2 separate regions of the Homo sapiens genome follow, and region 1 is linked to region 2. A link is a contact called in ENCODE Hi-C or POLR2A ChIA-PET data. All regions are on one chromosome and are shown on one strand. The core of a region is the stretch at or near the end of the contact, and the rest is flanking DNA. Distances in the headings are between cores, read along the strand shown.

Region 1 (5,604 bases), core at 2,615-5,114, 43 kb after region 2:
GTAGTGACTTATTTCCCTAGTAAGTTTTCACCAGGAGATATTCATTCCACGTACAACCATCATAGCCCGAAAAGAACTGTTTTGGTCACTGAAGAATAGGCAGGAGGTGCAGAGAGGAAAATCCAACTTTAGCACAAGACACTGTAGGTGGATGCTCAGCTGGGATAAAAGAATAAGAACAAATCCCACAACATCAAAACGATGCACAGTGCCAAAGGTCCCCGCCATCTGCTTTGTTCACTCATTTGAAAGAGAGGACATCGGCTGGGCACAGTGCCTTATACCTGCAATCCCAACACTTTGGGAGGCCATTGTGGGCCTGAGGTCAGGAGTTCGAGACCAGCCTGGCCAACATGGCGAAACCCCGTCTCTACTAAAAATATGAAAATTAGCCAGGCGTGTTGGCAGGACCCTGTAATCCCAGCTACTCAGGAGGCTGAGGCAGGAGAATCAGTTGAACCTGGGAGGCAGAGGCTGCAGTGAGCCAAGATCATGCCACTACACTCCAACCTGGGCCACAGAGTGAGACTCTGTCGAAAGAAGAAAGAAAGAGAGACAGAGAAAGAAAGAAAGAGAAAGGGAAAGAAAAGGAAGAAAAGAAAGAAAAGGAAGGAAGGAAGGGAAAGGAAAGGAAAGGGAAGGAAGGAAGGGAGAAAGAATATCTTGCTAAGCAACTCATGCCTTGGAGTCGCTGTCAGGGCACGCTGTCCCAAAAGAGCATCTCTAGTGTTTCCTGGTATCCTTACCCCCATAAATGGCATGCTCCATTTGCAATAATGTGGGTAAATGTTTGTTAAAATACCTATACAGTATGAGTTCAATAAGTGGCTTAAAATGCAGACATAGAAAAAGAAAAGCTGGTGGGCACAGTTGTTCACACCTATAATCCTAGCATTTAGGGAGTCTGAGGCAGGAGGATCACCAGTTTGAGACCAGTCTGGGCAACATAGCGAGACCTGTCTCTACAAAAAAAAAAAAGGAAAGCTAAAGGGAGATATAATCAAATGATTGCTTGGGGACTAGGGAGTATACAGAGATTTTATTTTTCTTTCTTATTTTTTCTATTTTCCATTTTCTACAATGAGCATACATTATTTGTGTTATAGAAATTAAATCAAATAACATTTGTTATAGGAAAATGTTCTTGTTAGATTCTTCCAAGGACCCCAGCCCCAATTCCCATCTCCTGCCTCACCTGTACTCTCTCAGATGGTTTCATCTAGACTGCACCTGTGCTCCCTCAGATGATTTCATCTGGGCTGCACCTGTGCTCCCTCAGATGATTTCATCTAGACTGCACTTGAGCCTCCCTCAGATGATTTAATCTAGACTGCGCTTGAGCCTCCCTGTGATGATTTAATCTGGACTGCACCTGTGCCTCCCTGTGATAATTTAATCTAGACTGCACCTGTGCTCCCTCAGATGATTTAATCTAGACTGCACCTGTGCTCCCTCAGATGCTTTAATCTAGACTGCACCTGTGCCTCCCTCTGGTGACTTAATCTGGACTGCACCTATGCCTCTCTGTGATGATTTAATCTGGACTGCACCTGTGCTGCCCTCGGATGATTTAATCTAGATTGTACCTGTGGTTCTGTGACTGCATGATGCAGACTCTGGGGTTCCAGGATCTAGTTATCTGTCTGGGTGTTGACTGGTCCTGTGGACAAACGTCAGGGTCTCCTCACCAGAATGGTAGACTAAAGGGCTTCATCCATCCCAGTTGTCCCTCTTCCCTTCCTGCCCTGGCCTCTCTCTCTGCTGGGCACAGCCATGCACCAGCTCTGATTCACACTCCAGTTCCACCCGACCTCATCACAACCCGAGCCCAGCCTCAAGCCCTCCCCACCTGTAACCCACTCACTCTTGTCTTCAAAATCTGCAGAATGGGAGCAGCCAGCTCCCCTTGTCCTCCCCACCCCTCCCTCCATGCCGCCCAGCCACGCCTATCTCCTCTCCGAGACCACGCCCACATGGCCCCATCGGAATCTCAGGAATTCAGATCTCCGCCCTGAAGCAAATCTCAGAGCGACTGTGTATGGAGTGGATTCCCTTCCGCCCCCTGCAGGTTCCTCTTCCTTAAGCTGCAAGATGGAAGGAGGAGAGAGCAGCCAGTGGACAATCCGCCTGAGAGGAAGGGGAAGGAAAGGCGGGAGAGATGGGGCCGGGAGGTGTTGGGCAGCTGTGGTACCTCTGTCTCCAGACCCTCAAGGTAGGGGAGACAGACATCAAGTCAGGGCACAGACAGGACGCACTGCTGAGACCTTTCAGAGGCAGCTCAAAGATTCCTCAGTCATCGCCATTCACCACCCACCTGCCCCTGCCTCCACCCCTGGCCTCAACCTGACTGTGCTCAGGGAAGGGGCACTGCCTCTAATATCACCCTGTGGATGGCTCTGTCCTTGGATGACTGTCCAGTGGGTAGATAGTGTCTCTGAATCTGCTGTTCTACATCTGCCTTGTGGAGACCCTCCTCCAAATTGCCCAGGCCCTCCACACCGCCCCTGTGTTCAGCATCTCTGCTCCCCGGGTTCAGTAGCAGTCCGTTTCTTGACTAAGTGAACTAATTTCATAATTTCATCTTATCTTTAGGGTATGTTTTGTTCGTCGAACTTGTCCATAGTCATTTTCCCATCAAAGTCCTGAGATGTTTCCCAACTGTAAGACAGGGACAGAGCCTTTGACGCACACTTTTCTGAGTCTCCATGTGGATTAAATGAGTAAATGTGGATGAAGTCCCTAGAGCAACACCTGGTGCAGTGTAAATGCTCTGTAGGCATCAAATACTGGTACGGCTGGGCAGCAGCATCCAGCCCATTTTACAGATGGTGTGGAAGGCCAGAGTAGGCAAATGGGTCAGAGTCAGGACTGGAAGCTAGGTCTGCACAAAACAGAGCTCTCAGGAGAGAAGCTCCACCTGTCCCCCCAGGGCTGGGGGCAGTGGAGCTGGAATCCCTGCTTACCTCCCTCTAGCTGTGAGATATGGGACATAATCATTGTGAATCCACTCTCCTCAACTATAAGATGGGATATTATTAGCCACCTCAGGGGATGCTGAGATGAAATGAGATGAGTCTCTGGGCACGGTGGCTCTCACTTGTAATACCAGCACTTTGGGAGGCCGAGGCAGGCGGATCACTTGAGGCCAGGCATTTGAGACCAGCCTGGCCAACATGGTGAAATCCTGTCTCTACTAAAAATACAAAAAAATGAGCCAGGCGTGGTGGCAGGTGCCTGTAATCCCAGTTACCCAGGAGACTGAGGCAGAAGAATCGCTTGAACCCGGGAGGCAGAGGCTGCAGTGAGCCAAGATTGTGCCACTGCACTCCAGCCTAGGCAACAGAGCAAGACTCCTTCTCAAAAAAAAAAAAAAAAAAAAGAAGAAGAAGAAGAAGAAGAAGAAAGAAATCACCATGAGCAGCTGTGAATTCCGTGCACGGTGCTCAATGAATGTCAGGTGCCTACCCCCACCATCCAGGGCTGGCAGCCTCTACAGTGTCTTTATGCAAACTTGAAGAAACCCCCTCTGGATGGGTGCAGCCCTGTGAGCCATGTTTTAAAGAGCAGAGCACAGGCTGGATTTCATCTCCTACTACATGTCCCTTAGCCAGCAAACTTGAGCAGAGAACACTCTAGACAACTGTCTGTAGCAGCCCCGTGCCCGCCCCCTTCATTCATTTCTATTTGTTGTCCAACGCTATGAACACTAAGAAACAAGCTGTTTCTGTCTTCTGTATCCCCTGTGGGCATCTTACCTGCCCCCCAAGAAGCTAGAAGGAAGAGGAGGCAGCACTGGAGGCCAAAGGCGGAGCAGAGGCTGTGGACCGGCTGGGCCATGTCGGAGCTGGGTGGCTGCTTGGGGACCATGGGCTGCGGACCCCTCACCTTATATGGAGCCAATCTTGACGTCATGGGGGCTGGGGCTCCTCAGGACTAAGTCTTAAACAAATGGAGCCACCCCAACCCACAGGGGAGCCCTGATAAGAGGAGACCGCAGCTGCTGCGTCATGGAGCCAGGCACCTGGGTGCCTGCCGAGGGGTGGGATCTGGGGGCAGGGCAGAGGAACCAGAAAGGAGCAGGCACCTGAGCCAGCCCCAGTGGAGGGAAGTGAGGGTGGCGCCTCCAGGGCTCTGGGGAAGTGGGGAGCAGATGGCTCAGTTCTAGAAGGACTGAGCTCTGGCTGGGAGCAGGATGGGGTGGGGTTCACGTTCTGATCTGTGTCCAGCTTCACGCGCACCCTCCCACCTCTCCCGCATCAGCCCAGCTTCCACACCCCTTATTCACACATGGTCATTCTTGCCACCTTGGGCGGAGCTGTCCGCGAGGATCAGGTGAAAGAGCAAAGGCGAGAGAAAGCCCTCGAATGACCCTCGCTGCAGAGAAAGGTGCTTCATGATGTTCAGAGGTCATACAACAATATGTGGAGAGTGCAGAGGCAGTGACAGAGACAAGACACAGAACCACAGGGACATATGTCACACCCCTCACCAGGGACACAGACAGGTCAGGCCACCCAGAAGGACCGAGGCCAAGATCTTTGGCCAAGAGATGCTCGGTGTACAGGGGCTTCTGCTTTCACTCTACCTCTTCCCTCCCACCTCAGCTCAGCGGCTGTCTCTTTGTCTCGAAGTCCCCATTCACTCCTATACAGAAATGCAGACATCTCATTTTTAGGAGCACCCCAGAGCTCCCCCTTCCCTTCCTCACTTCCTGCCTAAAGCAAGCATTAGCTCAGAGACTCCCTTGTCTCCCCAGTGACAGTGCCTGGGGCTGGAGTAGGGGAGGACAGACTCCCTGGGTCTCTAGCACAGAGAAGTCACAACCCCTTTCTGCCCACTGTGGGTCTCCATGGAAAGTAAGCACCTTGGATCCCTGCTGTGTCATCAGAGCCTAGGACAGTGTCTGGCACACAGTAGGCAATCAATAAATGTTTCCACTCCGCCTGGATGGAGTGGAAGCCAGGGCCGGAGGATGCCTTTCTGAGGGAAGTGGGGGCAGGCAAAGGCCATAGAGAGGTCCAGGACCTGAGGGCAGGAGGCCAGGCCCTCAGGGCATTTGGGCTCATGAGAGGACTAGAGAACTGGACATGTGGGTTCCTCTCCTTACTTGGTGTGACTTGTCCCTAAGCCCTGGGCAGGGCTGGAATAGGTGGGAAGAGGAGAGGAGGCCAACTGCTTATTAATGTGATTAATGGGAGATTAATGAGGCTCCGTGGAGTCAGGCCAAAGACTGACTACTCAGAACTGGGCAGCCTGCCTCCCAGGCAATATATCCTGCAGGATGGAGAAACTAAGGCAGACACAGGCTGTCCTCTGCAACTCCATGTAGACTCGGGTGACTGACAGTCCCCCTTTTCACTGGTCCCCTTCCCCCCCCCCCTTTCCCCAGGGACCCAAGCCTCTAGGACGGTGGTTCTGTACAGGGAGGAGTAATTTTGCCCACATCAGGGAACATTTGGAAATTTCTGGAGACATTTTTGTCACAATTTGGAGTGGGATGCTACTGGCATCTAGGGGGTAGAGGCCAGAGATGCTGTGGGACATCCTATAATGCCCAGAGCAGTCTCCACAGCAAAGAATTATCCAGCCCAGGACACCAATTGT
Region 2 (5,357 bases), core at 349-2,848:
ATCACTATGGCCAAGGCTAGAGAAGAACGAGTTATATGTAGCTCAAATACATAAGAGCTCCCAGGAATAAGGGCTGTAAACCAACGTCTAAAGGTAGAGGGAAGGCTTTTAACTTCTTGGAGGCTTGGCTGGAGTTAAGGTTATGTCAAATTTTTGCCCTTGATTTCCCAGAAGGATGAAGACATTCAACCTCCCCAGCCTGTACGTGGGAAGCTGACGAGGAATTAGGTGTAGGGGTAGGAGAGAAATTGAGTTTGTAGAATATAGAAGAGTGGTATTTTATTTTATTTTATTTTATTTTATTTTATTTTATTTTATTGCTTATTTATTTATTTGTTTTTGAGACGGAGTCTTGCTCTGCCGCCCAGGCTGGAGTATAGTGGAGCAATCTCAGCTCACTGCAACATCCGCCTCCCACGTTCAAGCGATTCTCCTGCCTCAGCCTCCTGAGTAGCTAGGATTACAGGCATAAGCCACCCCGCCAGGCTAATTTTTGTACTTTTAGTAGAGATGGAGTTTCACCATGTTGGCCAGGCTGGTCTGAAACTCCTGGCCTCAAGACATCCACCCGCCTTGGCCTCCCAAAGTGCTGAGATTACAGGCGTGAGCCACTGAGCCTGGCCTTATTTTATTATTTTATTTTTTTGAGACAGAGTCTCACTCCGTCACCCAGGCTGGAGTGCAGTGGCACCATCTTGGCTCACTGCAACCTCCGCCTCCCGGGTTCAAGCGATTTTCCTGCCTCAGCCTCCTGAGTAGCTGGGAGTACAGGGACAAGCCAACACACTCAGCTAATTTTTGTATTTTTAGTAGAGACAGGGTTTTGCCACGTTAGCTAGGCTGGTCTTGAACTTCTGACCTCAATGACCTGCCTGCCTCACCCTCCCAAAGTGCTGGGATTAAAGGCATGAGCCACCGCACCCCGCCAGAAGAGTGACATTTTAAAAGCAGCCGACTCTTCTTGTTCTTAATATTTAAAACCCCAACCATATTACACAGGTTGTTACCATTTTACAGATGCAGAAATCGAGGCGCAGAGAAGCAACTGACCTAAAGTACACAGTTAATAGATGGAGCCATAATTCAAATGTAGGCAATGTGAGACCAGAGCCCAATTTTAACCACTGTGTCTGACTGCTTCCTGCATGACATACCTTGTTAGGCTGAAGTGATTCGAGTAAAATGATGATCCTCACTCTATGGAAGAGAAGCAGAGCTGGCCCCAGTAGTGGTCACATTTCTCTCCCAACTCCTCAAAGGTTCTCAGACCACCCGATTTTAAATAAAATCACTCACCAGCTTCTAAATGCAATAGTAGACCAAACATAAGGAGAACATTTCCTTTCTGCATCTTCATCTGTCTCTTTGTGGCTGGAAAGCAAGATGCCTGGGTCCTAGATGTACCAAGACTTTAGAGGGCAAAGAACAGAGGATTCTTGAGAAAGGGGACTTGAAGGTGAAGAGATAAAGGCTGGTGCTTCCAGGAGCGTGGGTCTCCTACGTTTGTGTTCCTGGGAAGAATCTTGGACTCAGGCGTGGGCAGCTGGATGCCTGGGTTCCTTAGGCTTCCTCCAGGCAATGTAGTTGCCTCTTTCTCTGTTGTGAAAGAGCTGCAGGGGCCTTTATAGCTTCATATGGTCTGAGGAGGGGTGGGGCAGTTGACCTGACAGTCTGCCAACTACAGGCAGGTGAGAGAACGATACCAAGCCTGGGACGGAATAGAGCAGGGGTCAAGAGGAAGGTGAGAAAGGAGAATGACATGACCACACTAGGCAGGGTGCTTGGCTGGGTTGCAGCAGGAAGTAGAATGGGATGAGGAGATCATGGTTGTCAGAGTGGAAGGGACCCACCCTTTGAAGCAGGGATCGGGTTAGAAACCTGTTGCAGCTCAAGAATTTGTTTTCTGGTCAGGAAGTCCTGTGGGCCTGCTTTAGCATGAAAGAAGCCCTAATGAACTGAGCCAAGAGAGTAGGACCTCACATCTCTACAGCAAACAGTAATAGGTGACGCAAAAGAGACCAGTAACTAGGACTCTGGGCTCCTGGGTTATGGGCAGAAGACAAATGGAGTATTACTGAGTATGCAGTAAGCACTCAACAATGCACATTGAAGGAACAGGGGAAGAGAGATCCAGAAGACATAATGAAGAGAGATAATGAAAACATGTTTGGGGTCTCTGGGGCATGAGAACTGAGGGTGTGGGAGAGTATTGAATACGCCCCCTGTCAGACTCATAGCAGGAGAAGGAAGGTAGGGTCTCCTTCTGACCCTCAACCATAGGAGCTCCCCTCTGTTTTGTTTTTGTTTTCAGACGGCTGTATAGGAGCCTTTCCACCCTGAGATCCTTCTGATGTGCCTTAGCATCAGTTCCAAGGAAGCGTCTCTCAGGAGAGTACACACCTTAGGGAGAGACACAGTGCCATATCGGGACACAGTCTGATGGGAGGAGGGAGATCAACAGTCCAAGTCCTGGAGGAGGCTTGAATTTGGTCTGGACACTTGGGTATGGCCAGCAGAGGGGAAACAGTCAGCTAAAAGAGCGTGACTGAAGAGACCCAAATGAGCAGAGGGTTTGGGGAGGTCTGAGATGGCATCTGTGACCAGGCTGATGGGGTTCCAATATACAGTCTGTATTTTCTGTCATAGTCCATTGGTGTTGCTATAAAGGAATCCCTGACTGTGGGTGACATAGAGAAAAGAGGCTTATTTGCCTCACGGTTCTGCAGGCTGTATGAGAAGCATGGCACCAACGTCTGCACTGGTGAGGGCTTCAAAAAGCTTCCACTCGTGGCCGAAGGAGAAGGGGAGCCGGTTTGCACAGATCATATAGCGAGAGAGAGGAAGCTGGAAAGAAGGAATGGAGGAGGTGACAGGATCTTTTCAACAACCAGTTCTTGTGGGAACTAAGAGTGAGAACTCACTGGTTGAGAATGGCACCGAGCTGTTCATGAGGGATCTGTTTCAACCACCCAAACTCCTCCCACCAGGCTCCACCTCCAACATTGGGAATCAAATTTCAACATGAGACTTGGCAGGGTTTAACAACCACATCCAAACCATTGCAATGACCAAAGTGAGTTGTCTGCATTTCCCCCAACAATGACGAGAAGCTTCCTGGAAGACACAGTCTCTCAGATAGTTTATTTGTAGGCGAACGAGCTTTCCTGACATGCAAGTTCTGTTAGAAGGAAGCTGGCAAGCAGGAGGTGGCTGAAGACATGAAGGAGCTCTGAATGAGTGAGCTGGAGAAACAGAAAGGGTCAGCGGTGTGCTGGGAAAGGCTCAGAAGTGAGTCTGCCTAGTGGCTGTGATGGGAAGTTCCAGAGGGTCAGGTATGCGGGAACGCTCAGTGACAGGTTGGGTCCTGGACTCCCAGCAATTCTTCTGATGTGCCAGTATTCTGCAGCTGAAAAGCCAATAGCACTCTAAGAATTTTCTTCTTCCAGAATTATTTAGAAACTGAGATCCTGGATTCAAGTCCAAATTTCACCTTTTAGAGGGTACTCTGAAAATTGTAGCGCGCATACTTATCAGAGCCTAATGTAATTAATATCTTTACTCGCTATCAAAATAACACAAAGACCTCAGAACATTTTAATTCGTATTACCCATCTCCCAAATCATACCCTAATATCATCAAGTATTTTAATTCCTTCTTGTTTGTTAACTTCATGAAAGATTATTGTAAAAAAAAAATTATTGTTGTCTGCTTACACACCCTCAGCCTGAACGCAGTCACACAGCCATGTTAAGCTGCAAGAGAAACTGAGAAAGACTGTCTCTAGCTGGGTAGACGTGTGCTCAGCTGACACTTGAGAGATCTGTTGCTAAAGGTGGAGAATGGGTGTTAGCAGACAACCATAAAGCCGTGACATGATCCAGCAACCCCACTGCTGAGGAGGTAGCCAAAAGAAAAGAAATCAGTGTATCAAAGAAATATCCGCACTCCAACGTTTGTTGCAGCACTGTTTGCAATAGCTAAGATTTGGAAGTGTCTATTAATGGATGAATGAATAAAGAAAGTGTGGTACAGGCCGGGCGCAGTGGCTCACACCTATAATCCCAGCACTTTGGGAGGCCGAAGTGGGTGGATCATAAGGTCAGGAATTCAAGACCAGCCTGGCCAACATGGCAAAATCCCATCTCCACTAAAAATACAAAAATTAGCCCAGTGTGGTGACGGGCGCCTGTAATCCCAGCTACTCGAGAAGCTGAGGTAGGAGAATTGCTTGAACCTGGGAGACGGAGGTTGCAGTGAGCCAAGATTGTGCCATTGCACTCCAGCCTGGGCGACAGAGTGAGACTCCATCTCAAAAAAAAAAAAAAAAAAAGAGCCAGGCACGGTCATGCCTGTAATCCCAGCACTTTGGGAAGCACAGGTGGGCAGATCATGATGTCAGGAGTTCGAGACCAGCCTGGCCAGCATGGTGAAACCCCATCTCCACTAAAAATACAAAAATTAGCCGGGCGTGGTGGCAGGCATCTGTAATCCCAGCTACTCGGGAGGCTGAGGCAGAAGAATTGCTTGAACCTGGGAGGCAGCGGTTGCAGTGAACCCAGATCGAGCCACTGCCCGCACTCCAGCCTGGATGACAGAGCAAGTCTCCATCTCGGAAAAAAAAAAAAAAAAAAGAAAAGAAAAGAAAAGAAAACGTGGTACATATACATAGTAGAGCATCATTCAGCCATAAAGAAAGAATGAGATCCAGTCATTTGCAACAACATCGCTGGACATGGAGATCATTATGTTAAGTGAAAAACCCGGCACAGAAAGACAAACATTGCATGTTCTCATTTATTTGTGGGATCTAAAAATCAAAAACAACTGAACTCATGGACATAGAGTCTAGAAGAATGGTTACCAGAGGCTGGGAAAGGTAGTGGGGAGGACTGGGGGAGGTAGAGATGGTTAATGAATGAATTAATTAAATGAATTAAATTAATTTAAAAAAACAAATGAATTAAAAAGAATGAATAAGACCTACTCTTTGATAGCACAACAGGGTAACTATAGTGAATAATAACTTAATTGTATATATTAAAATAACATAAAGAGTGTAATTGGATTTTTTGTAACTCAAAGGATAAATGCTTGAGGGGATAGATACCCCATTCTCCACGATGTGCTGATTTCACATTGCATACCTGTATCAAAACATCTCATGTACCCCATAAATATATACACCTACTATGTACCACAAAAAGTAAAAATAAAAAAAATTAAAAATAAAGCCAGGACGTACATTTAAACCTACTTACCTTATATTCTGTATTTAATAATTTCAATACCTAAAGTCTTTGAGGATCTGATACTGCTGTCTAGCTTTTTGGTTTTGTTTTCTTCCTTGCTGGTTTTC

What was found. Hi-C counts contacts between places; a loop is a spot of excess contacts on that map. ChIA-PET counts read pairs that join two places held with the same protein, here RNA polymerase II (POLR2A). Pooled maps may share reads with other maps.
Region 1: a loop to region 2 is called in a map of PC-3, with 2.0 times the contacts of the local background. The contact joins the promoter of MUCL3 here to the promoter of MUC21 in region 2. A Hi-C loop is called at or near these places in 3 of 168 maps with a recorded cell type or tissue (CD4-positive, alpha-beta T cell, PC-3 and posterior cingulate gyrus) and 3 of 50 pooled maps. POLR2A ChIA-PET finds 5 or more read pairs at or near these places in 11 of 52 experiments (AG04450, CD4-positive, alpha-beta T cell, HEK293 and 7 more).

The regions. Positions count from the first base shown.
Region 1 is chr6:30,939,233-30,944,836 of GRCh38, reverse strand. It overlaps MUCL3 (mucin like 3), which reads right to left and starts at 3,864. Exons shown (of 3, transcript NM_080870.4): 1 at 3,756-3,864. The coding sequence starts at 3,837. RefSeq lists an enhancer at 3,191-4,028.
Region 2 is chr6:30,979,959-30,985,315 of GRCh38, reverse strand. It overlaps MUC21 (mucin 21, cell surface associated), which reads right to left and starts at 1,598. Exons shown (of 3, transcript NM_001010909.5): 1 at 1,297-1,598. The coding sequence starts at 1,357.